3 separate regions of the Homo sapiens genome follow, and all the other regions are linked to region 3. Evidence: chromatin loops called from intact Hi-C (ENCODE). Cell type or tissue: heart left ventricle. All regions are shown on one strand. Each heading gives the region's core, and the rest is flanking DNA. Links, peaks and the distances in the headings are about the cores only.

Region 1 (7,464 bases), core at 1,912-5,911, 1.0 Mb before region 3:
GACAGAAGGACCCTAGGTTCTTGGTGACCGAGGGCTCCCCCAAGCCTGGACTGCCCACCTCTAGTCTGGGAGAATATCTATCTTCCATAAGCCACTATTTAGGAGTCTTTGTTATTGTCAGCAAATGCTATTTCCAGCTGATGCATGGAAGCTCCCCTGGCCCTGAGTTTTGAGCTTCAGGCAAAGACATTCAAAGTTCCTCTAAGGCCACTGCTACTTTTTCTCCTACCCTCCCTTCTTTGGAAGCATAATTTTATCCAAGAGTTCCCGATTCATGCACATTTGTCCTCCTTCTGTCTTTTGTTTTTTTTTCTTTCCTCTGCTTTCTCCTCTCTCCCTCCCTCTCTTCTTTCCTTCCTTTTCCTTCCCTCCTTCTAATATTTATTGAGCACCTACTATGTTCCAGGTACCGTGCTAGCTGCCATGATTAGAAGTAGGTATAGGAGATAATCCCTTCTCCCCAGTAACCCAGAATCCAGGCTTTCTGGACAACATAAAGAGAATATGATGGCAGGATAGATCAAAGGAAAGGACATTAAATCCGATAAAAAGGGCCTGGGGCGTTCCAGAAGGAGGTCACACTTGGCCTGAGATCTAAAGTAGAACTTTTGTGTTGCTGGTAATGAGGAAAAGAGGGTGGAGGACAAAATCCCAGGCACAGGGACCAGCACAGTGTTACTTTATTCGGCTTCATCACCTGTAAAATGGGGACAGTAATAGTAACATGAATAAGTGAATGGATGGACTAGTAAGTGTGCAGTTCATGCTACTTTTTAATATTATTCTTGTTGGCAATGTGCTGTTCACCCTGGTAGGCACAGCCCTGTATCAGTTTTGGAGACAAGCTTCACAGAGGACATGTGACTTACTTGTCCATGGTCACACAACTATAAAAAGGCACTGCTCAAACCCAAGTGTCCTGGTCCCTGGTACAGTGACCTTTATATCTTTACCCTCTGCCTTTGCATTAAGTGCTGAGGGAATGCAAAGTGAGGGAAAGATCGGTGTGTGGTGGGGGGAAAATCTAGAGGGCTTCCTGGAAGAGGAGATTTTTGAGAGCATTTTGGTAGAAAGGGAAAAAGGAAGGCATTCCAGGGAAGGAGTGTATGATGGGTGCCATCCATCAGGGTGTTGGAGGATGGGCTGGGGGGCTAGCTGGCTGGCAGAGGATTTGAACTCTGAAGATTGGTGAGACACGAGGTAGAGCAGGCAAACAGGCAAAATCAGAGGATGAACCATGATTACAGGCACCCTGATGGCCAGATTGTGGAGTGAAGCTCTAAGCCAGTGGGCCACAGGGAGCCACAGGAAGTTCTTGAGCAAGAAGGCTGGTCAAAATGAAATGAGACTTTGGGGAGAAAGGAAAGAAAGAAACAAACTTGTCTTTACTAAGAACCAGTATGAACTAGGCAGTAGGTTGGCCATTTTCAAATTTATTACTTAATTTGAGCCTCACTACAGCCCCATTAGGTTGGTATCAATGTCCCCATTTCATAGATGAGAAAACTGAGGTCAAGAGAGACTCAGCCTTAGATATGAGTCAGTGGTGGAGCTAAAAGATAGGTTAGACTGAACCTAAATCTGTGCTTTTTCCACTGCACCATGTGGCTTTATGCTGGTCTCACTCTAGGAATATTTCTTGTACTGTGAGTGTCCCAACTAAGGCATTTCCTAGCCAGGGCTAGAGTCTTTTAATAGCCCAGATACCCCCTGGGCTCACTCTGGGTCACACTGGGCATAGAGGCCTTAGTACCTTCGGGAGTTTTGGGGACTCCCAGCATGGGGTAGGATTAAGTGCTTGGCTTCCAGGTCTGAAAGAAGTAGGTTCAAATCCCAGCTATACTGTGCATGAACTGGAGAGTAATATGCTTTAGTTCACAGAGCCTCAACCCAGGTGGGGCAGCGGGATGAGCCCTGGATTGGGAGCCAACCCAAGCATAGGTTGAAACCCTAGCTGGAAGTGACAGGCACTGAGGAGGTGAAATGGTGTCTTTATTATTTCAAAATAATGAGTTGGAGGGGGTAGCGAGGAAATAAGGTTGCCCATGAGGTGATCATTGTTGAGGCTGGGTGATGGGTTTATGGGGGTTCATTACACTATTCATTCTACTGCTCTGTTTGAAAAATCTCCATTAATAAATAGGCTGGGCATAGTGGCTCACGCCTGTAATCCCAGCACTTTAAGAGGCTAAGGTGGGAGTCACTTGAGGTCAGGAGTTTGAGACCAGCCTGGCCAACATGGTGAAACCCTGTCTTTACTAAAACTACAAAAAATTTAGCTGGGCATGGTGGTGCACGTCTGTAATTTTAGCTACTCAGGAGACTGAGGTGGGAGAATCACTTGAACCCGGGAGGCAGAGGTTGCAATGAGCTGAGATCAAGCCACAGCACTCCAGCCTGGGTGACAGAGCGAGACTCTGTCTCAAAAAAAATAAAATAAAACAAAAAGAAAAAAGAAAAAAGAAAATCCCCATTAAAAAATAAAATAATAACAATAACACCAAAAACCTTTTTGAAAACCCAGCTACGTTCACCACACCCTCCTCTAGCTGGAACAGCATCTCTGGCTCCCAGGCACTGTTCTGCTTTAAAACTTCATCAGGCAAGAGCAGCCAAGGTGAGAATCCCTGCTTATAGCCATCTCTCACTAGCTGTGTACCTCAAGCCACTGTCTTTCCGCTGCTGAGCCTCAGTCTCCTCATCTGAAAAACGAGGTGAAGATTCTTTTAAGTTCAGGGGTACAAGTGCAGGTTTGTTACATGGGTAAACTTGTGTCATGGAGGTGTGTTGTACAGATTATTTCATCATCCAGGTATTAAGTCTAGTAATGGGGTGAAGATTCTAATGACCTCATGGAACTGTTGTGAAGTGTAAGTGGGATGATACAGGATCCCATGGGCTGGGCATAGCCCGTGACAGATGTGAGCAGGTCAGCCTGGGTTTTCCAGTCACTCTAAGCACCACCAGGCTGCTAGCCACATTCGGTGAGGAACCCTAAGCCAATACGTGCAGCAGAGGCCAGCCGATGACCTGACAGGGGATAAGTCCCACCTTCTGGGCAACTTTTACGAGTCTTCTGTGTAAGTACTGTGTGCTAACCGATTGCGCTGCTGGAGCTGCAGCCTTATGAGTTTTCTAAATCACAAGAAGTTCATCACCTAGTGGGGCTTTTTTATCTGCCTTTCCTCACTGCTTAAAGACCAAGCCCACATCTTTCCTTCTCCTGTCTGCTGTCGGAGCATAAGTGTGTGCCACACGTGACCAGGTGTGGCAGAGTCAGAGCAGGGGGTGGCTTCTGTGGAAGTAGGAGTGAAAGTGTGGAAACAAGTGAGTGCGTGTGTTGACAGGCATCTGCATTTGTGTTAGTTGTGCTTACTCAGAGGTCCACAGGCTTGTGGCAGATTTCAGAAGCTGGTCCTTCTTCAGCAGCTCTCTCGGAGGCACACCTCCCTGATCTGCATCTATGCGGAGTTACCCAGCACAAGGACACCAGGGTCGCTGTGTCACCACCAGAGGCACAGGTAGGGGGATAAGATTGGATGGTGGGGGAAAGGCCTGGGCCTTATCCGCCAGCCCTGCCACTGGCCTCCAGGACTTAGCCTCGGTTTCTCAAACTGTGTCAGGGACGAGTAAATGGGATGAGCAGCCCTTGGCAAGGAGTGGGCGCTAGGAAATCATCAGTGAAGGAGGGAGTGAATGAATGCAGGCCTGTGTGGCGACTGCTTCAGCATGGCAGACAAGGTGACGTATCAGAGCCTTGAGGGTGGGAGCTCCCCAGGTTGGGAAGGGACAGACACGTGGGCCAATCCTCTGGACAGGAATAGAGAACGAGGAGGAAACAAGCGCAGAAGCTGGAGCGGGTGGAGAAGAGCAGGGGAGACGGTTCGCAGCAGGAGAAAAGAAGCGAGGAGTCACAGGGAGGGGCCTCCTGGACACCGCTCCCAAAGCCACGCGAAAGTGGAAGCGCGGGGCCTCGGGATGCCCATCCAGCCGGCTGCCCGCGCGCTGGCCGGGGTTCCAGGACTCCTTCCTGCTCCGCCGGGCTCTGCAGCGCCGCCTGGTGGACACGCGGCGCTCCGCCCGGGCTCCAGCCGCCAGCCGGCGCGCCGGGGATCCCGCGGCTGTTCGGGAAAAAGCTGGAGAGAGTCGGGGGGCGCGCCTTGGGGAGGGGCATTTGTCCCTCCGAGGAGGCTCGCACCTCGGCCTGGACACGCAGCAGATACTGGCACCCACCCTTCACTTACCGCGCGCCCGGGGTGACTCGGATCCGTCCAACACGTCGGGGAATCCTTTCTGTCCTCACCCCCGGGCGCCCCAGCGCCGGAACGCTGCTGCCTCTGTGTAGCTGCTCCCGGAAGGAGTTTCATCAAACTTTTAAGGGGCTTTGGTTTTGGGTTGTGTTGATAAAATACCAAGAAGGGGCATGAAGGCACGAACGTCCCGGGTTCGTCTCCCTGCTGGTCCCAAGCCTGAATCCCAGGGCGGGGGAATGTCTAGGTCCTTCCGGGCCGGCAAGGTGTGGTCGCTCAGGGACCCCTGTCCGAAGACGCTAGGGAAAAGAGGCACAGCCTGTGGGTCGCAGTGGCCAGGAGCGCGTGGCCGCTGCTGGTGAGAGAGTGGTAGACGCCTGGCTTTCAGGTCCTGAGCTGCGGGCACCGGAGCGTGGGACCCCGGCTGCAGCACCGCCACGCGCTCCCGCCCTCCCACCTGCAGGGCGGGGGATGTCTGTCCAAGAGGCCGGGGCGACAAGCCCGCCGGCCAGGATTCTCAAGGAACCAGGCCCAGCTCAGCCTCTCTCGGCGGGACCAGAGTGGGACCGGGGCCGCGGCGTCCGAAGACGCTGCGGGCCAGGGGTCCTCCTCGGCGCCAGCTCCGTTTCCTGGGGTCTCGCGACGTCCGGACATCAGGGTCGGGGGTGTGGAGACGGCGGCGGAGCCAGAGTCCCCACCAAGTCAGTTCCAGGAGGCGGCCCGCGCGCTTCCCGCAGTGTCCGGGAGGTCGCTGGGGGTGGCTTTGCGTGCAACCCGGGTAAAGGCCCTGCAGCCGTGAGGCTGGCGCTGGGAGGAGGGTGGAAAATCTCAAAGTCACCAATCCCGGTGCAAATGGCGGCAGGGGCCGCGGGCTGTCGGACGCAGGCGAGAGGCCAAAGGCTGACTTCGCGCGGCCGTGAGTCCCCAGAGGCAACAGGGGTACCTGAGCGCCGAGGGGATCCCGAGACTCGGAGAAACCGGAAGAGCCTGACCCCAGGGAGCGGAGAGTTTGGGGTGCGCTCTCAGAGCTGTGACTCCACGGTCCCGGAATCCTTGGAAAGGGCGCTCTGGGCTCAGAGCTCCCAACTAGCCGGAGGACCTGGGCTAGCGCCCAGGCCTGGAGCGTCTGGGAGGGGGCGCTGGGTCTCGGCCCCCCTCCCCCCAAAAGGGACTGAGACTTTTTTCTGCGTGCTTCCTTCGGCGCTTCGGGCAGCTCTGTCCTGCGGCCCAAGCTGGGGAGAAGACAGCGGCCCGCGCCACAGGGAGCTGCGCCCGGACCCAGACTCCCGCCGCGCTTCTGCAGAGCGGAGCCCTAGGTGCCCACCTGGTAGCCCCAGAAAGGCCGGACCTGGGCGCCGGGACGCTCGCGGGGCCGCACTTGGAGGGGCTTTCCGGGTCCTGGCCGGGCGGGCTCTCCTGCGGCGCGGAATGGAATAGAGCGCCGGCTGCAGAGCCACCCGGACGGGGAAAAGCAGCGGTGGCGCCGGCCAGCCCCGGGTCCCGACTCTGGAGGGAGGAAGGAGCGGGCGGGTGGGGGTGGGGGTGAGGGCGAGGGTTGCGGGGAGCGTTTAGAAGGCCCTGGGCAGCCAGAAGAAGAAAAGAGGACGCACTCTCCCCTAGGGACCAGAGGGTCCCTGCGTACTCCCCCCAGGCCCGGGACACAGGTTCCCCCAGCGCCCCTCCGCCTCCCAGTCTATTCGGCTTGCCCCAGCGCGCTGCCCCACGTCCCCGAGGCCCCGGCCCAGGCCCAGCCGGCGAGTCCCGGCCTGCTCCACTCTGCACAAAACGAAACCCAAATGCCCAAAAAGCTCAGGAGGGAAATTTAACAAAAACCCTGTCCCCCGCCCCACACCCCCTTTCACTTTTAACAAGCCAGCTGCCAAGAGAAAATTGAAATAAAAACGAAATGATAGATAGCGGAGGACACTATTTTCCAAATGGTGAAATATCCTCTAAAAATATGTTCCCCAAGGCCAACTTCGCGGCTGGTAGCCCCTTCCGACGCCTTTGCCTCCCAGAAAATCACAACAAAGCGATCGGAAATTCAGCCACGGTCCCGGGAAGAAGGAGTAGCAGTGAGGCCCCGGAACCCACTGCGGCCGAAACTGCCATGCTCTCTTTAACCAAAATAAAAAAGATAAGAAGAAGAAGTAAAACCCTTTAATACATCAAATATACGGAATTTTAATCTTTAAAGCGATACATTGTCTATTATTTTAGTACATGACGTAAACCTTGTCCCCTTCTCAGCGGGTGGACTTAAAAATTAAAAATAGTTAAGTGTTCCTTTTAAAGAACAAAATAAGGCAAATGAGGTTTTGGAATAGAATTTTTTCTTTTTCTTTTTTTTTTTGTTGTTTTCTTCCAGAATACATACAAAAAAATACCCATTCTCTTCGATGGTATACACCTTAAAAATAATTGCAATTTGAAATCAGAGCTGACAAATTGTGACTTTTTTTTTCATTTTTTTTGTAACAAACATGCATGTAAATTTGTGTTTCAATCAGACATTAAATAACGTACAATACAATCATAGCAATTTTAAAGTAACATTAAAGAGAAGACCTCTAGTTCTGTGGCGGTTTTGCTTTTATTTATAATCTACAAGGGATGGGAGGGTTTGTTTTCCACATTTTTACCCTCAAGTTTTAAAATTTTTCCCACCTCCTTTTTACCTACAGAGCTCAAACTAAATAATGCACTTTTGAACCACCGGTCCGCTTGGAGCTAACATAAATAAATACCAGTGTCCACCGATGCAGTCCTCAGATGAACACTTTCTCAATTATTTTTTCCTTTTTTTTTCTATAAAAAGTCAAATGATATTTTTTCAACTTTTATAAAGTTTGGGTGGGGAGGTGAAAGTGGGGAGAAGGGGAGTGTCCCACCGGGTCTCGGTCGCTGCTGTCGGGTAGATAGATACGGTATACATTTCTTTCCTTTCGTGGCCCGAGTCCTCCCCACGCGCGGGTGTCAGCAGCCTGGGCCGTGATCCCGCCTCTCCCTGGACTCCTCCCCTCCCCCTCTCCCTCCTCTCCCTCGCTCGCCCTCCCGGCCGCCCTCACTGATACCCCAGCGCCGAGGCGGTGGTCAGTCTCTGTCCGTAGAGGGCGTAGGGGGAGTAGTACGGTCCGGTGGCGGCGGGCACCGGCACGGGGGCGCCAGGCGTGGGAAGCGGGCTCTTGGAGTAGGGGTGGTAGCGGCTGCTGAG
Region 2 (7,464 bases), core at 1,912-5,911, 550 kb after region 3:
ATATCCCTCCACAAATGCCTACTCACATTGAGTGGGTAGAGAGGTTAAGAGTTAACCACACAGGTCTTAAAGCCACATTGTTGGGTCTGAACCTAGGTATTTGGCAAATTATCTAACTTCAGTTTTCTCACCAATAAAATGAGAATTAGAGTACCTATCTAATAGGTTGTTGTGAGAATTGACTGAAAATGTGAAAAGCACTTAAAAGAATTCCTGGTGAGCTCTTTCTAAATGCTACCCATGATTATTGCCTTGGCTTTGAAGAGTCAGAGCAATGAGAGTTCTCTGCTGCTGGGTCCTTCTCCACACCAGTCTGCCACATTTGGACATGGTGTAATTCACATGGGTCCATACTCTCTCTCCTTCCCCAAGCAATTGAGCCGCTAACCAACACTTAGAATGGGGTGAGCATTCCCACCCCCACCTGACCCCTAGCCTTGCATCTCATTCAACTGTCACCTTTGTCCCTTGTTTCATATGGCCCCAATGAAGTGCTCAAGTCAAATAATTAGGTTTTGCCAAATGTCATAAAAACAAGAAAAGCCAGAAAACGTTTAAACGGACCTCAATTGGAGAAGGCTGGAACCATTCAGGGCAAGAACAAATGAAAGACAGATGGGGACAGAGGAACCCCACTGTTTCCTCTAAATTACAGGAAATTCACGCCGTCTGATTGTGAGGGCCTCTTTTCTTTCCCTTGAATTTCTGCTGGGAGGTCATGGGATTGATCGGCGTGTGCAGACACATGGGAGACAGAAGAAGGGGCAGAGGCATGGCGGGGTAGAGAGGCAGTGACTCCTTCACCAGGCTCTCCCACCATGTCTTCCTTTCACCTGACTACTTGACCACCCTTGAAGGGACAGCCTAGGCTGCCTCCTCCAGGGGGCCTTCCCAGATGATTATGACAAGATCAATTCTCTCCTTTCTTTAAAAAATCCCCTGGCACTTCTGATCTCATGCCTTGCATTATTATAATTTGTGTTCAATTCTAATGTGTTCTACTCCCCCAGCTAGGCTTATAAGCTCCTCTGTTGGAGTTCACATATCACTGAGTCTCTCACAATGCTGGGCCCTGAAAAGTTCCCAATAAATAGCTCCGAGCAGCTACAGAGGCGATGTTGCAAAGGGGAGAAGCACAGCTTAGTGATCAGGAGCCCCGGGGTTCTAGGCCTGCCTTGGATCAACTGTGTGGCCTTGGCAAGACACTTCCCTTTCCTGGGGGGATGAGCATTAGTTAAGTATGAGACCCTTCTGGCTCTGATTTGTAATGACTCTGAGTTTAATGTCGGGCATACCTTTTTCTTGTTCTTTTCTTTAAAATCTTTTTAAAGATGCACAATAAGAGAGAACCACAAGCCTAGCCAGAGAAATTAGATAATTGCATTAAATACGAATATACGAACTCATAAGTTACATAAATGCAACAGTACAAAAGATGTTGCATGAGAATGTCAAGGGAGGGCTACATGAAATGTCTTAGACAATAAGTTAAGTCCTAGAGAGAGAATTGTTCAGGAAAAAAAAAAAAAAAGAAAGGAAGAAAAAGAAGACGACTTGAAACAAGAATAGGATGAATAGAGAGGTCCCGTATATCCCCAGATGGAGCACAGGGCCTGGCACTCAGGGGGCACTTGACCCATGATGCTGAACAGACTAAGGAGTGGCAGTAGAGGGTGGGAAGGGCATGCCAGGTGGAGGACACAGTTTGAACCAAGGCAAGGTGGTTGGAAAATACTAAACTGTATAAACTGTAAGAAAGTCAATTTGGCTAGAGCAGGAAAATGTGTTTGAGGGCACAGTTGGAGGTATAAAGGGCAGAGAGTGTAAGCGTTTACATTCCAAATGATAGAATTTGCACAATATTTAGTAATAATCTGAAGCCTCTGGGAAAGCTATTTTTCTTCTGATTTAAATACTGAAGTTCAAAGAGGATAGTGGGTGGGCTTTGCATCTTGCAAAAGTCTATCAGAAACTGCCTAGCTCGCTCAGCCCACTTTCCTTTCCAAGGTAAGAAACACACATTCATGCATGGAAATAAAGCAGGGAGGCCCTTGGCAACTGTCCAGTTCCATTGAAGTTCTCATTTTTCTTTTTTTTCTGGAGAGCTTATTCAACAGGAAAATAAAGTTATCTAATGCCTCAGAAAGGGGTCCCGTGAAACTCACAAGGCCTATTCCTCACAGCCCAGCCAGGTAAATTTACCCTGATTTCAGGATGGCTATTTCTTGTCTTCAACTACTCCAGCTGATCCCATCCCCTCTACAGAGAACTGGAAGGAAACCCGTCAGGGTTTGACTTTTACATGAAAACTGACTGCAATCCATATTTTCAAAAAATCATTTTCAACAAAACCAGTGCTTTAAAATAGATTCACTGAGAAGAAAATGTTTCCCCAATCCTCTCCTCCTTGATTTTGTTGAATCAATAACATTTCAAGATGTTCTCTGTGAAAATCACATGGGTGAGTTAAATAAGAACATACATTACATTATCTAGATCCTCAACTTGCAGCCCTTAGCGCAGTATGCCTGAGAAAAGTTTAAAAACTCAAAAGAGAGAAATCCTATTCAAAGAGTAAAATACTGCCTATGCTTCCAAAGTTCTTTACGGCCTGATAGGTAGAAATTTAATAATGAAGGGCTGGGAATGGTGGCTCACATTTGTAATCCCAGCACTTTGGGAGGCTGAGGCAGGTGGATATCTTGAGGTCAGTTCAAGATCAGCCTGGCCAATATGGCAAAACCCCGTCTCTAAAAATACAAAAATTAGCTGGGCATGGTGGCATATGCCTGTAGTCCCAGCTACTTGGTAGGCTGAGGCAGGAGAATCACTTGAACCTGGGAGGCAGAGGTTGCAGTGAGCTAAGATCGCACAACTGCACTCCAGCCTGGATGACACAGTGAGACACTGTTTAAAAAAAAAAAAAAAGGAAGAAAATTTAATAATGAAAAACATAAACAAATAAGTGAGTCATCCTGAGACATATTTCAATTCTCCCCTTCTGTAACCTCAATAAATTCATTTTCTCCCACATAAGCTAATGTTTGCACTAAATATTCTGTACAAAGGAATACCGCAGACCATAAAAAAAACAGTAAAAAGATATAGCTGTGTCTTTTTTAAAAAACGGTTGAAAAATTGGGTATGTGTGGACAAAATAATTTTTAAAAATAGTTTTGCTTGCACATTTGATTTCTCTCTTCATTTATGATGCCCTAGTTGATGAGCTGATCAACTTTTCTGTGAAAAGTCTTCCTAAAAAACAGAACAAAACTTAACAGAAACTCTGATCCTGTTTGTCAAAATGTAGTTCTGGCCCCGAGAGAAAGGCAATATTCTTTGGATGACTTGGATTCTAAAGCAACTCTTTTATTAGTATTATTATTTACTTTTTTTTTTTGAGACGGAGTCTCGCTCTGTCACCCAGGCTCCCAGGCTGGAATGCAGTGGTGCAATCTTGGCTCACTGCAACCTCTACCTCCCAGTTCAAGCAACTCTAGTGTCTCAGCCTCCAAAGTAGCTGAGATTATAGGCACCTGACTAATGTTTGTATTTTTAGTAGAGACGGGGTTTCACCGTGTTGGCCAGGCTGGTCTCAAACTCCTAACCTCAAGTGATCTGCCCGCCTCAGCCTCCCAAAGTTCTGGGGTTACAGACGTGAGCCACTGCACCCAGCCTGGATTCTAGAGTAACTCTTGATGAAAGAACATCATACTAAGGTGATTTTTATATAAAACATTAATTCAGTATATCAATCAGTCACTTTAATAAAAATGCCCCTCATTATCCTGAGGTGAATAGAAGCCTATGGGATTAATTTGTGTAAATAGATATTAGATTAAAATGGGAACTTGCCACATAACAATAATCAGATAGCATAGGCAATCCAATCTCAGTGCTGAATCCAGTATTGTGTGTGTAGTTACCTTTTAAAAACAGTAACATGTATTTAACTTGGACTTGCTTCAAGTAAGCACTGCATCAGGCAAGTTGGATTTCAAATAAACCTTAGCAATTGAGGGGCATTGTCGTACTGGAAGTATATCTCTTCAAACAACAGCAACAACAGTTTTAGATATTTATTTTAGAGAAATAAAGGAGACAATCTGCAAGAGAAAAGGCAGAAAGTGAGGAGGAGGAGAGTACCTAGAATCCAGGTAGAGGGTTTATTTCTAGAAAAGCAGCGCCACCTGCTGGTGGACCTGCATGTCAGGCCCTTCTGCGGCTTGCAGGCCATCTGTCTTGCAATCTATGCATAAATACACAGCAGTATTTCTCAGCTGCTGTTATACGTAAGAATTGTATTACCAGTAGGCAGATTTCTAACACACTGGTTGTAGTTTAATAATCCTATATTACCTGAAGTATGGGTTATATAAAAACCTAGAATGTTAATTGTTGACAAACCAATTCTAATATGTAAAGCACTGTAAGTCACCCAGTAAATACACAAGTAAATCAAAAGGGATAGCTCTTTTTGCTCTAACAACGTGTTATTAAAAGCCACAACTTAATCACTTACATAAAAATAATGTTCATGAATTTCGATGTACTAAGAAATCAGGAAAATGCATTATAATCTTACTAACAGAGCTTTTCCTTCACTTACAATTTAGAGGAAACTATTTTGCAGAAAATATTTTTCCCTTTCTTTAAAAAATGTACCTAAACCAACATGCCATTTAGGAAATTTGCTCCTATAACAAAACCTAGTTACAAACAACTAAGATTACATCTATAAAATGTTATATTTTTAAAATAGCAATAGAGAAGTTGTGGAAAATATGTCACTGATACAGTGAGCAGAGAAACACTACCTGTCATTTTTCAGGAAAAGATCACACAAACGCGATAGCAAAGGAACACAATAAAAAGCAGAAACAGGAATGTGATAGGTGACTCTGATTGCATCTGCAAAGGAAACTGTGAAATAAATTAACACCCAAGTACCCAAGAAAGGCACATTGTGGCTTCACTGGAAGTGATCATTATGCAACAGAGAAGGTTGGTGATTTTGTAAGAACAGAAATAAAGTGTAGCCTGTGAAATCTAGTGGTGATAACTAATGACCATACTACTTACAACTCTGATTTGATCTCTAACATAAAAAAATAAAATAAAAAAGTACTCTAAAGAATAGATGTATGCAATAGGGATTGTGTTTCTCACTTGAAACAAATAAACCTCAAATGGGATCAAAGGGCCCCGGTAAATGAAAAATGACAGTTCCTATGTTGCCCTGATTTGATCTCAAGCAAAACTACCATGCTGATAACATAGCAGGGGATGTGAGGAAGGCAGTGGAGTTCTTGGATTGCTATGAAAAGGAGGCGAGTGTGTAGCCCATTCAGCTGATGGGAAGCCCATTCTAATTCCAAAAAGTTATTGAGATTTAATCTCTAACAACAACAACAACAACAAAATAACTCATGCGGCAACCAAAAGGGTATCCTTTAAAAACACACATACACAATTTTGTTATTTCCAATACATTCTGTAGAATCTCTTTACATTCAATTCTTCCATCTGTCTAAGCTGGGTAAGGCACATGTGTGAAGAGAACCAAATGTCACAATGCTTGCTTTGAGAACGAAGTGTCTCCAGTTATCCAGACAGGGAGCTTGACTAGGAGGGTCTCAGGCATAGGCCATGGGCATCCCATCTCCCATCTCAGCTGGCTACCACTCACTCTGGAGAGACAGGGTTTCCAGGAGCAATTCTGGACAGATGCAAAGGGTGAAGGGGAATCTGGTGGGGTTCAGGGCTGTCAAGATTCGAGTTGGGGGCTTACCCTGCCTAGATATAACTCCTAGTGTTAGCTTGTGTATTAGTCCAGTGAGATAAGGTCTAGGCCATTGGCTAGGGTCTGAACAATTAAAGGTGCACACCCTGCCTTAAATATCCAAATTTATTTGGGATAAATTCAAATCAATAAGGAAACATAGGTGGATGAACAGAAGCAATGGGTTTGCCATGGCTTCCTACCCCGACTCAAATACCCAATGACATATGGAAGGAGAAAACATCAGCACCCCCAGATCCACTACAGAGCCCACCATGTGCTGTCAGCAGAAACAACGGAACAAATGTGTTACCTTCAGAAGAAGCAGTGATCAATTTGAGATCAATCTATTCAAGAGTTGTCCAGCAGTCAAAGGAATTGGCTGTTGGCTGTTCAGAAACAAAGGTTCTGTTCAAGAAGGTATAAAGGAACAAGAAGGAAGAAAGGAAGATCTCTAGCCTTGAGACTTTTTTTTTTTTTTTTGCCTCTGGTTCAGCTTCTCATGAAAGACCTTTTTCCTTGAGATACATGCTTAATAAACTATGGAAACATATTGTCAACAGAGTTTACATGTTAATCAGCCATTTATTGAATTCACACTGTGTGTCTTGGTTACTGTGTGCAATATGCTAAGAATTCAAAGACCAATTTTGACTTCTACAAAAACCTCAACATAAAAACTGTCTAATGGGGTTTACATGAAATGTTACAGGCTTACAGAAAAGAGATTCACTTTTTCTAATTTGGTTTCCGGGTGGGCTAGTTAAGAAGGCTTCACAGAGATGGCAGTACTTGAGCTGTACCTTCACAGCAGAGGTTGGCCAACTTTTTCCCTAAAAGGCCAGATAGTAAATATTTTGAGCTTTCTGGGCCATACCCTTTTTGTTACAATTACTCAGCTTTGCAGTTGTAGCCTGAAAGCAGCCATGGACACTGAGCAAATGAATGGGAGTGACTATGTTACAAGGAAACTTTACTTACTACAATGGATGGCAGGCCAGACTGGGCCCATGGGACAGTGTGCTGACCCCTGCTCTGAAGGATGGGTAAGTTTTAATCTGCTAGAAGCAGAGAGGAAAAGAATCACAGTCTCAGGAAAAGGTTCCAGAAATGTGTAAAGTAATGAGAATAAGACGCTTCTAGAGAATTGTTAGATGATGGATGCTTATGTGGAGAACGGAACTAGGGAAACTGGTTGAGGCCAAACTGCAAAGGCTTTGAATGCCATTTTAATAGCAGAAAGTTGGAAATTATCCTCTTAAAAAACAAGGAACCATCAAAAGGTCTCTCTCTTTAAAATGGGATAACATGACAAAGTCTGTGCTTTAGAATACTAAAGTTGGTGGTGGTTTGGTGGCAAGAGGAACTAATTGAAAGGTTGAAGGGCAACAATGGCAGACTAGCTGAAGAAGAAATGAGCATGTGAGCTTGGCAGTGCCACTGGCAATGGTGAGAAAAGGTTCGAAATGTAATCTGGAGGCCAAATCAGAGGACTTGGCCATCGGTAGGAGGAAAGAGAGAGTGTTACAGGGTAAAACTCAGAATTTCAAATGTGCATATTGATACTCATTCCACTCATCCCTAGACCTATCCACACATCAGGTCTGCTGAAAGAAAGGGATAGTGGTAAGGCATGGGTGAAAAACTTGGGCCCAGTCTTGGCCTTGCTCCAAGCACTCATC
Region 3 (7,464 bases), core at 1,525-5,524:
CAGAAGATGACAGGGATGACGGGTTGCGTTTCATTAAAAAAAAAATTGCTGTTAATCACCACTCTATTCTTTTCAAAGTCACTGAGGAAAGAAACTCTTTTTTCATTGTAGCTACAATGAACATCCCCAAATGGGAGCACATCGTAAGATTTTTAGCCTCAGTCCCCTTTCACAGTGTCTTTCTTCTGTTGCAAAGAGGCTAAATTAAGATTTTAATTAATAGATCAGCCATGGGGGCCTGGGCAGGGGCCACCCAGCTTCCCTGCTGTAGGGCTCCTTGGGTTTCCAAATGCAGAAAAGGCGCCTGCCGAGATGGAATTGCACTTCCTCTCCTCTCTGCGTTGAGAGAAGTGTGCTGGTGAGCTCTATAAAAAGAAAGCAAATGTGAGAGAACCAGATCCGAGACAACTATTTTTACTTGAATTAATTTGTTTGGACAGTTTTAACACTTGGAACATTTATATTTCCATACTTTATAAAAGCAAACATGCTGTTTCTCTAGCTGTAAATTTATCTTATGATATCATAACAGCTGGAAACTTGTAGCCTGGTAGGATTTTGTTTCATATTTAAACAGCTTGAGAAATATGTCGGAAACAAGGTATATTTTCCCCCATCTCTGTGTGTTTTCTCCTCTCGTATTAGGCTACCTTAGGAGTGTCGGCAGTATCATTCAGAAGATACTGAGGCTCCAGGATTTTTATTAGCCTGGCATTGTTAATTGCTGCTCCCTTGCAAACCTCTTCCTATAAATGCTGAGAACACACTGGAGCCCCTTCCAGAGGAGTTCAAGAATCTTTTCAAGGGGAAAGAAAGCTAACAGTAAAAGCATCTTTTGTTGGCAGAGGGGCTTCTGAAGTCTTTAAATCTTTGTTCATAAGTAATTGACTAAGATCTAACAGCCTTGAAGGAAAGGAGCTGATGGTATCACTTTTTAGTCATAGTATTAACCTTGTGATTTATGGTACAAAATTAGCCACTGCATCCTCTCATTACGGGTGCTGAGTGATTTCTCCAGGCAGGCAGGAGGGAATTGAGAGCTGGATTTTTGTCTCCTGGAGCTCTACTGTTTCCTCCTAGGGAACCACAGTGAGTGTTTTTAGGGATAGGAATATTGTTTTCCTTCCATTTTCTCTGCTCTGTAAAAGAAAATATCAAATGTAAGTAAATAAATAACCTAAGGGAGCTAGAATGTTCAGAGGAAATGTTAACCCAAGGGTGGTCCAAGGGTGGCAGTATAGAATATAGAGTTTCAGATAGGGTCAGTGAGTGATTTCAACCTCCTAATTGTCCCACAACCCCCTCCTCTGCCTCCACAAATTCAAGGCCAAAGCTTTCTGAGTATTTTTTCCATTGAATAGTATCTGGAGTAGAGATTATATCCATTTCTCCATCTGGATAGTTTTTTCCTAATGAATTAAAAACCACCTAATAGACTTCAGGGACACTAGGAAGACTCTGATGATTTCAAGAATTCATAATCCTTATTCTATGCTGACATTGAAATTTTACAAGTGGAGCTTTATCTCTACAGTTCAAGGCTTTGGTTTCTGGTGAAAAATATGTCTCTCCCTGGGAGGAAGAAGCAGATTAACCTATTATCAGTTATTTACATCTGGGTGGAAAAAAAAGATCTAAATATTTTCTGAATGCTTTAAGTAGAGAACAAGCAAGATAATAACTAGGTGCTTGGGGAGTGAATTTACGTGTTTGAGGCGGGCTGATGCAGAGAGGAGCATGGATGCGAACGGGCCCATAACTAGGAGCTTTTTGCTGTTGAAAAGCAACTTTGCTGACTGCACAGTTTGTGTGAGCCCTCCTACAGCTCAGTTCTCTCCTCACATCAGCCTGCTTCCCTGGGTGACGACAGTGTTAAAAGCACAGACTTCAGAGTTAGACTGCATAAGTTCAAATCACTTCTCTACTACTTGCAAATTCTGGGGCTTGAGAAAGTCACTAGTCTCCTGTATGTAGCTCAGTTTTCTCATTTTTAAAAGTGACAATAATGGTGCCTTGCTCTAGGGCAGTTATAAATGTAACATCCTCATAATAACCAATAATAAGAGTATAATCAGTGCTGCCTGTTGTTATTATCCCAGTGGATGATAACTTAGACCTATGCTGGATTCGTTGTCATTGGTGATGGTGGTGGTGCTGTGGATGATAAAGAGATGATAGATCCTGATATGGTTTGGTTGTGTCCCCACCTAATTCTCAACTTGAATTCCCACATGTTGTGGGAGGAACCTGGTGGGAGGTAATTGAATAATGGGGGTGGTCTCCCGTGCTGTTCACATGATAGCGAATAAGTTTCACAAGATTTTATGGCTTTAAAAAACGGGAATTTCCCTGTACAAGCTCCCTTCTCTTGTCTGCTGCCATGTGAGACATGCCTTTCACCTTCTGCCATGATTGTGAGGCCTCCCCAGCCACGTGAAACTGTAAGTCCAATAAACCTCTTTATTTTGTAAATTGTCCAGTCTCAGGTATGTCTTTATCAGCAGTGTGAAAATGGACTAATACAGATCCTAAATATAGCAAGTGTACTGGTGCTTAATTTCCCTTTGTAAAACTTGAGTCCTGGCTGATTATCTCCAAACTTTCCCTTGACTTCTTTCCCTGTATTTTAGTTCCAGTGTGTATAAAAGTGAAAGCTGAACTTTCTGAAATGTCGTGGGTGTGGGCCTGGGGGTGCTGCTGGTGTGGTGCTCCTTTACTGGCTCTGTCTTGCCATAGATCTCCACAGAGCCCTGAGCTGTAGGGCTGTTGATGACAAAAAGAGAACATAAAATGCTAGAGGAAAGATCATTCTAACACGGTGCAAATCCCCAAACCTTCCCTACAATTTCTCTGTCTCCCATGCCTCACCCAAAGCAACATTTGGCCTAGAAGGGAACTTTGAGATGATCTGGCCCCATGCCTTTCACACTGAGCTATGCGGAATTCTAGCATTCCAATGAGACTTGTCAGAGGTGCAGGGGGAACAAGTGGTGACCCATCAGGGTGGAGCTAACAGGGCTCCCAAAGCTGGCTTCCAAATCCATTTTTATCCATTCAATACACTGGGGTCTAAAGGAAAATATCATTTAATGAAAAAATTTTATTGTCTAATGTAACAACAGAAGGTTCAAGCATCAGTGATCTAGTCCATCTTGTTCATTTTACAGATGAGGCGCAGAATAGGCTTATCACTGGCTCATGTCACTGCCAGTTAGTCATGGACCCTAGCCTTGAAATTGCTCTTTGGAAACCCCACTGTTTCCAGTATTGTGTCTGCATAGTGGCTTCCACGGGCCGAGGGCTCACCTCATTGCCCCCTCCCCACATGCCCTAGCTGGTCTCTTGAATGACTATAGCACTAGCATGTGGTGGCCATGTGTGCCACCAGTGCCACCACCCTAATGGCAGCTGTGATTATCAGCACAGAGGCCCAGGAAGAAGGACAGAATGGACTGCTGGCGGATGAATTGGGAGGGGAGGGAATGGGCAGAAGTGGAGCCACATTGAACTCAGAAGTATAAGTGAAGAACCCACTATAATGTTGCATGGGGCCTTGTTCAGCAAAGGAAGATTGCTGTCTCCCAGTCCAGTGCAGCTGAATTAAGTGATCTGGCCAGGGTGGCAGTGGGGCCTGTGTTCCTTCTCACAGGTATCTGTGTTAATGGGCACCCCTGCCTGGAGCCGCCAGTGTAGCTGCTTGGATTTCTTATTCTTTTATTTCCATCCTGTCTCCTTGTTTTCTGTCACTGTGTCATGTCAAATCATTGTCAGGTGGCAGACACCACACCCCCCAAGTACAAAGGTATCAGGTTTCAGGACACAGGCTGAAATGAATATAATAATGGGAGCCAGAACGAGGCACAGACCACTTAGCAGGCAAGGAAACAGCTAATAAGTGTTGTTAGTGGTTTCCATGGGGAGGACCTGGCGTGCATTTCTTGGACAGGCAGGTGGAGCACGGCCTGTCCTGGGGTCCAGCTACAGACAGGCTTGTGCGATTAGTATTGATGCCTGTCACTTTGTGGCTGCCAAGCTGTTGATTCTGTGAAAGACCAAAGACTCTGGTTATCTGGTAATCAACACTGCTCTCAGGAACGCACTGGGGAAACAGAAATAGGCTTTCCTGAGTATTGACTGAAGCCATGGATCATGTTGCTGGTTTGTGTTTTCCTCTAGCCCCAGCCCTGAGATTGCTCCAGCCTGTTCTTCACCTGCAGTGCCAGGTAACCATTCTTATTTGTCATGGGATCAAATTCTAACCCTCTTAGAGTGAGCCCATCCAAATGCTCTGACTCAGCTGAACACTGATGTAACCAGGGTGACTTGGGCGACAGCATAGGAAATAAGAATGCATTTGCATGTCAAGGTGGAAATTCAGTCTCTCACCTTTGACAAATTCCCACACCTTTGACAAATTCCCAAATCCAAATGCATGGTTGACGCTTAGGCTTCTTCTTATCCCACTCCACCTCACCTTTGCTTTTTTAAAGGCTCTTTAAAAATATAAACATTAAAATCCAAAAGGGTTAGTAACAGAAGAATAAAAAATATAATTCGTTTTCTCTCCTAATTCATTTTCTTGGTAACTGTTGCCTTCTCATATCCTCTTCTTTCTTTCTTTTTTGTATTCAAGAACTTTAATATCTTATTTTTCCAAAACATCAATGTCCTGATTATAGTGAACCTTGAACAGACATCTCCTCCTGCCCATGGAAAATGAGTTCTGACTTTTCTTGGGTTTTGTTAAGTTTTAATCTCTTTTTTTCTCTCTCTCTTTCTTATTTACTCTCTCTCTCTCTCTTTAATTTTCTTCCTTTCTCTCCCCTCCTATCTCTTCACTCCCTCTTTCTCTCCCCTTTTTCTCCCACTCCCCTTCCCAAAGCTAAAAAATGCTGAAACATGATTGCTTCTTTCTTTCTTATGTAAGGAGCAATGGGAACTGAGGTTACACAGAATGTGTCACAAACTGGATATCACCACTTAGCTAACCCATAAATCCACCCACTTACCTACCCACCCATCAGTTCATCCATCCATGAGTACCTTAGGCCATCCACTCATCCATCTGTCCATCCATCCATTCATTCATCCATCCATCCAATAAGTGCCACTGAGCATTTACCATTGGCCAGGCTCTGGCAAGATGCTCAGGATACAACAATAAATGAGCTTTCCATCTTCAAAGAGCTCACCATCTAGAAAAATAAAACCAGTGCTGGATGGTAAGTGATCTGTGATAAATGGTATGGATATATGTATGTGTGTGTGAATGTGTATACCTACCTGTACACGCACACACTGCCACCCAACCATTAAGTGTCTGCTTGGCTTTTGAGTTGTATTCATTTGTAGATTAATCAAACAACTCTTCATTAATGCCAGTAGCCAGGCACTGTGTTAGGAGTTGGGTTTACAGAGGTAATTAAGATACAGACCCTTCTTATTCTTAAGTTTCTCATGAAACACAGCCTGGATTATCCTTCCCTCCCACCCTGCCACGTTTCTGCCCCATAAACTAGACCATTCTCTGGTAATCTACTTAGTTTTTTAGATAAACTAAGAATAATCTATATGACATAGTCCTTCCCAGTACTTAAGGAAGGGAAAGTATCATTGAATATATCACTTGCAAAGGAGCTTAGAGATTATCGGCCCAAGCACATCTCTTTGTGAATGAGAACACTGAGGCTCTGGAGGAGATGAAGTGACTTCTCCAGGCCACACAGGAAGGCATTGGCAGAACTATAACTTGGCCTTGCCAAGATGTGGCCTTTCAGTCCTTCCCAATGTTCTCACCCCAAGTTTCTCTTTCATGAGGCCCCAGAAGCTGCTTAGATTCAGACAGGCCACTAGAGGCTGATGCAGTCATCTGAGGCCATGGCATGTTACCTCTCAGAGCAGAAGGGAGAGGCTTCCCTCTGTGGAGGGGACTGAGAAGGCTACCCATGACTCTGAATCAAGAGTGGTTTTATAAGTCAAGCACTTTGTCTTCCTGCTCTTCAGAGAAGCTAAAACAAGAAATAACCAAAAGGAGACAATGTCTGGGTCAGCAACTGATTACATTTTTGATGTCACACTGCCTTCTGGGTTGGGAGAAGTTGAAAGACTTCATAGAATCACCCCCGCTCATCTTATTCTTGGTGAATACTCTTCACACAAATGTCCCAAGTGCCATGCTCATAGAGGGGTTGGTGCTTGGGTCATCAGTACCTTAGGCCATAGCAGTTCTCAGAAGACATTATCCAGAAGCAAAAAGCCATTATCTAGAAGCAAAGTTCAGGAATGAAGATTCGGTCTCTCATAGGTCCTGCTAACACTTATCTTTCTGGCAAAGGATAATGATAAAAAGACCGAACAGATGACAAAAAGAAAGCCTACATTCCAGATGGATTGTGAGGGTTAGGGAGAAACTGGGCTGAAGCAAAATGCTTTAATTTTTGGGATATTGGTTATTTCCCCAGTTTTTACTTTAAATCTGTTGCTCCAGAAATAAAAGGACACGCTAGGCTTTAGTTATATGAAAACATGATATTGGTTCTGTATGCTGAGAGGAGCCAGAGGTGGGTTGAGAGCCCAGCTCTGTGGTGATGGGCCTTGGAACCATGTCTCTGATGTTCTCATGTGAGAAGCAGATGAGTAGAGGTTGGTGGCAGAGTTAGTGAAATAGAGGCTGGCTCCCGCTTCCCACAGTGCTCAGGGACAAATGTGGAGTATATTAATAAATGCAGAGTCATTAATGCTTTCTGTGAGTGAAAAATAAGTGTGTGAAGAAAAGACTCCATTGTCATTGGACTGTAAATGGTGAAAGGGTGGAAAATGAAACCAGGCTTGTGTTGCCCTCCTAGGATGGCTGTGATGACCCAGGCCACTTGGGGTTCCACATGAGCCCTGTGGAATGTGGGCTGGGCCACCTGCAGGTCAGGCTGTTCATGCTGTTGCCCTCACCTTCTCTACGGGTTTCAAAGTGAACCCTTGTGCAGGGAGGTGTGGCACTCCCTGTGCCTTTGCTTCTCAAGCTGCTGAGTGACAGTGACAAGATGCTGGCTTTGGAGCAGGCACTACAGGTTCCTATGCGGAGAGCATCGGTGCTCAGGGAAGGGAAATCCACCCCTGTGCTCTTCACACCCAGACAGATGCTCACAGGTTCCAGGGATATACAGGGACATTTCTAAATCTGTCTTGGACGTCCATTCACTTTATCTTTAGCCATGGAATGCTGACAAGTATTCAGTACGGTTGAGTGACCTTCTATAGGTCAGAGCAGGCTGTGTTCTGATTGAGTTTAGAAAACTCATAACTCTGGCCAAGCCTTCAATTGGTCAGGTGGATGGGGCTTTGTTAGGGGAGACTGCAGCCAGAGCCAGTGTCGCCCACCTTCCTTCTCCCTCCACCTACCTGAGCTGCCAGTCCCTTCCCACTCCTCAAACAGGACTTCTCTGGTTTGTGAACACATTTTCTCCTCTT

What was found. A loop is a pair of places that touch in the nucleus more often than their neighbours do. Peaks named below come from ENCODE experiments on the same cell type or tissue, not always from the same donor. Only the 100,000 strongest peaks of a DNase experiment are listed, where the experiment ranks them.
Region 1: a loop joins it to region 3, with 2.3 times the contacts of the local background. A loop is called at or near these places in 9 of 110 quality-filtered maps.
Region 2: a loop joins it to region 3, with 2.8 times the contacts of the local background. A loop is called at or near these places in 4 of 110 quality-filtered maps.

The regions. Positions count from the first base shown.
Region 1 is chr10:75,391,435-75,398,898 of GRCh38, forward strand. It overlaps LOC124902461, which reads left to right. Exons shown (of 1, transcript XM_047426122.1): 1 at 1-6,823. The coding sequence starts at 4,722. The coding sequence ends at 5,687. It overlaps ZNF503 (zinc finger protein 503), which reads right to left. Exons shown (of 2, transcript NM_032772.6): 2 at 6,396-7,464. The coding sequence ends at 7,315. Among named protein-coding and RNA genes, the nearest start is that of ZNF503-AS2, 6.4 kb to the right of the region's middle. In heart left ventricle, for the core only: CTCF peaks have their summits at 4,071 (motif pointing left) and 4,280; DNase peaks (open chromatin) are centred at 4,047, 4,737, 4,887, 5,797 and 2 weaker places; H3K4me3 peaks cover 2,213 bases; H3K27ac peaks cover 2,072 bases; H3K27me3 peaks cover 1,803 bases.
Region 2 is chr10:76,980,813-76,988,276 of GRCh38, forward strand. All of the region lies in intron 19 of KCNMA1 (potassium calcium-activated channel subfamily M alpha 1), which reads right to left. Among named protein-coding and RNA genes, the nearest start is that of KCNMA1-AS1, 97 kb to the left of the region's middle. In heart left ventricle, for the core only: CTCF peaks have their summits at 4,193 (motif pointing left) and 4,392; a DNase peak (open chromatin) is centred at 4,209.
Region 3 is chr10:76,429,540-76,437,003 of GRCh38, forward strand. The region is part of intron 6 of LRMDA (leucine rich melanocyte differentiation associated); the gene reads left to right. Among named protein-coding and RNA genes, the nearest start is that of KCNMA1-AS1, 450 kb to the right of the region's middle. RefSeq lists an enhancer at 3,574-4,271. In heart left ventricle, for the core only: no CTCF peak of the experiment used is centred there; a DNase peak (open chromatin) is centred at 3,933; H3K27ac peaks cover 3,444 bases.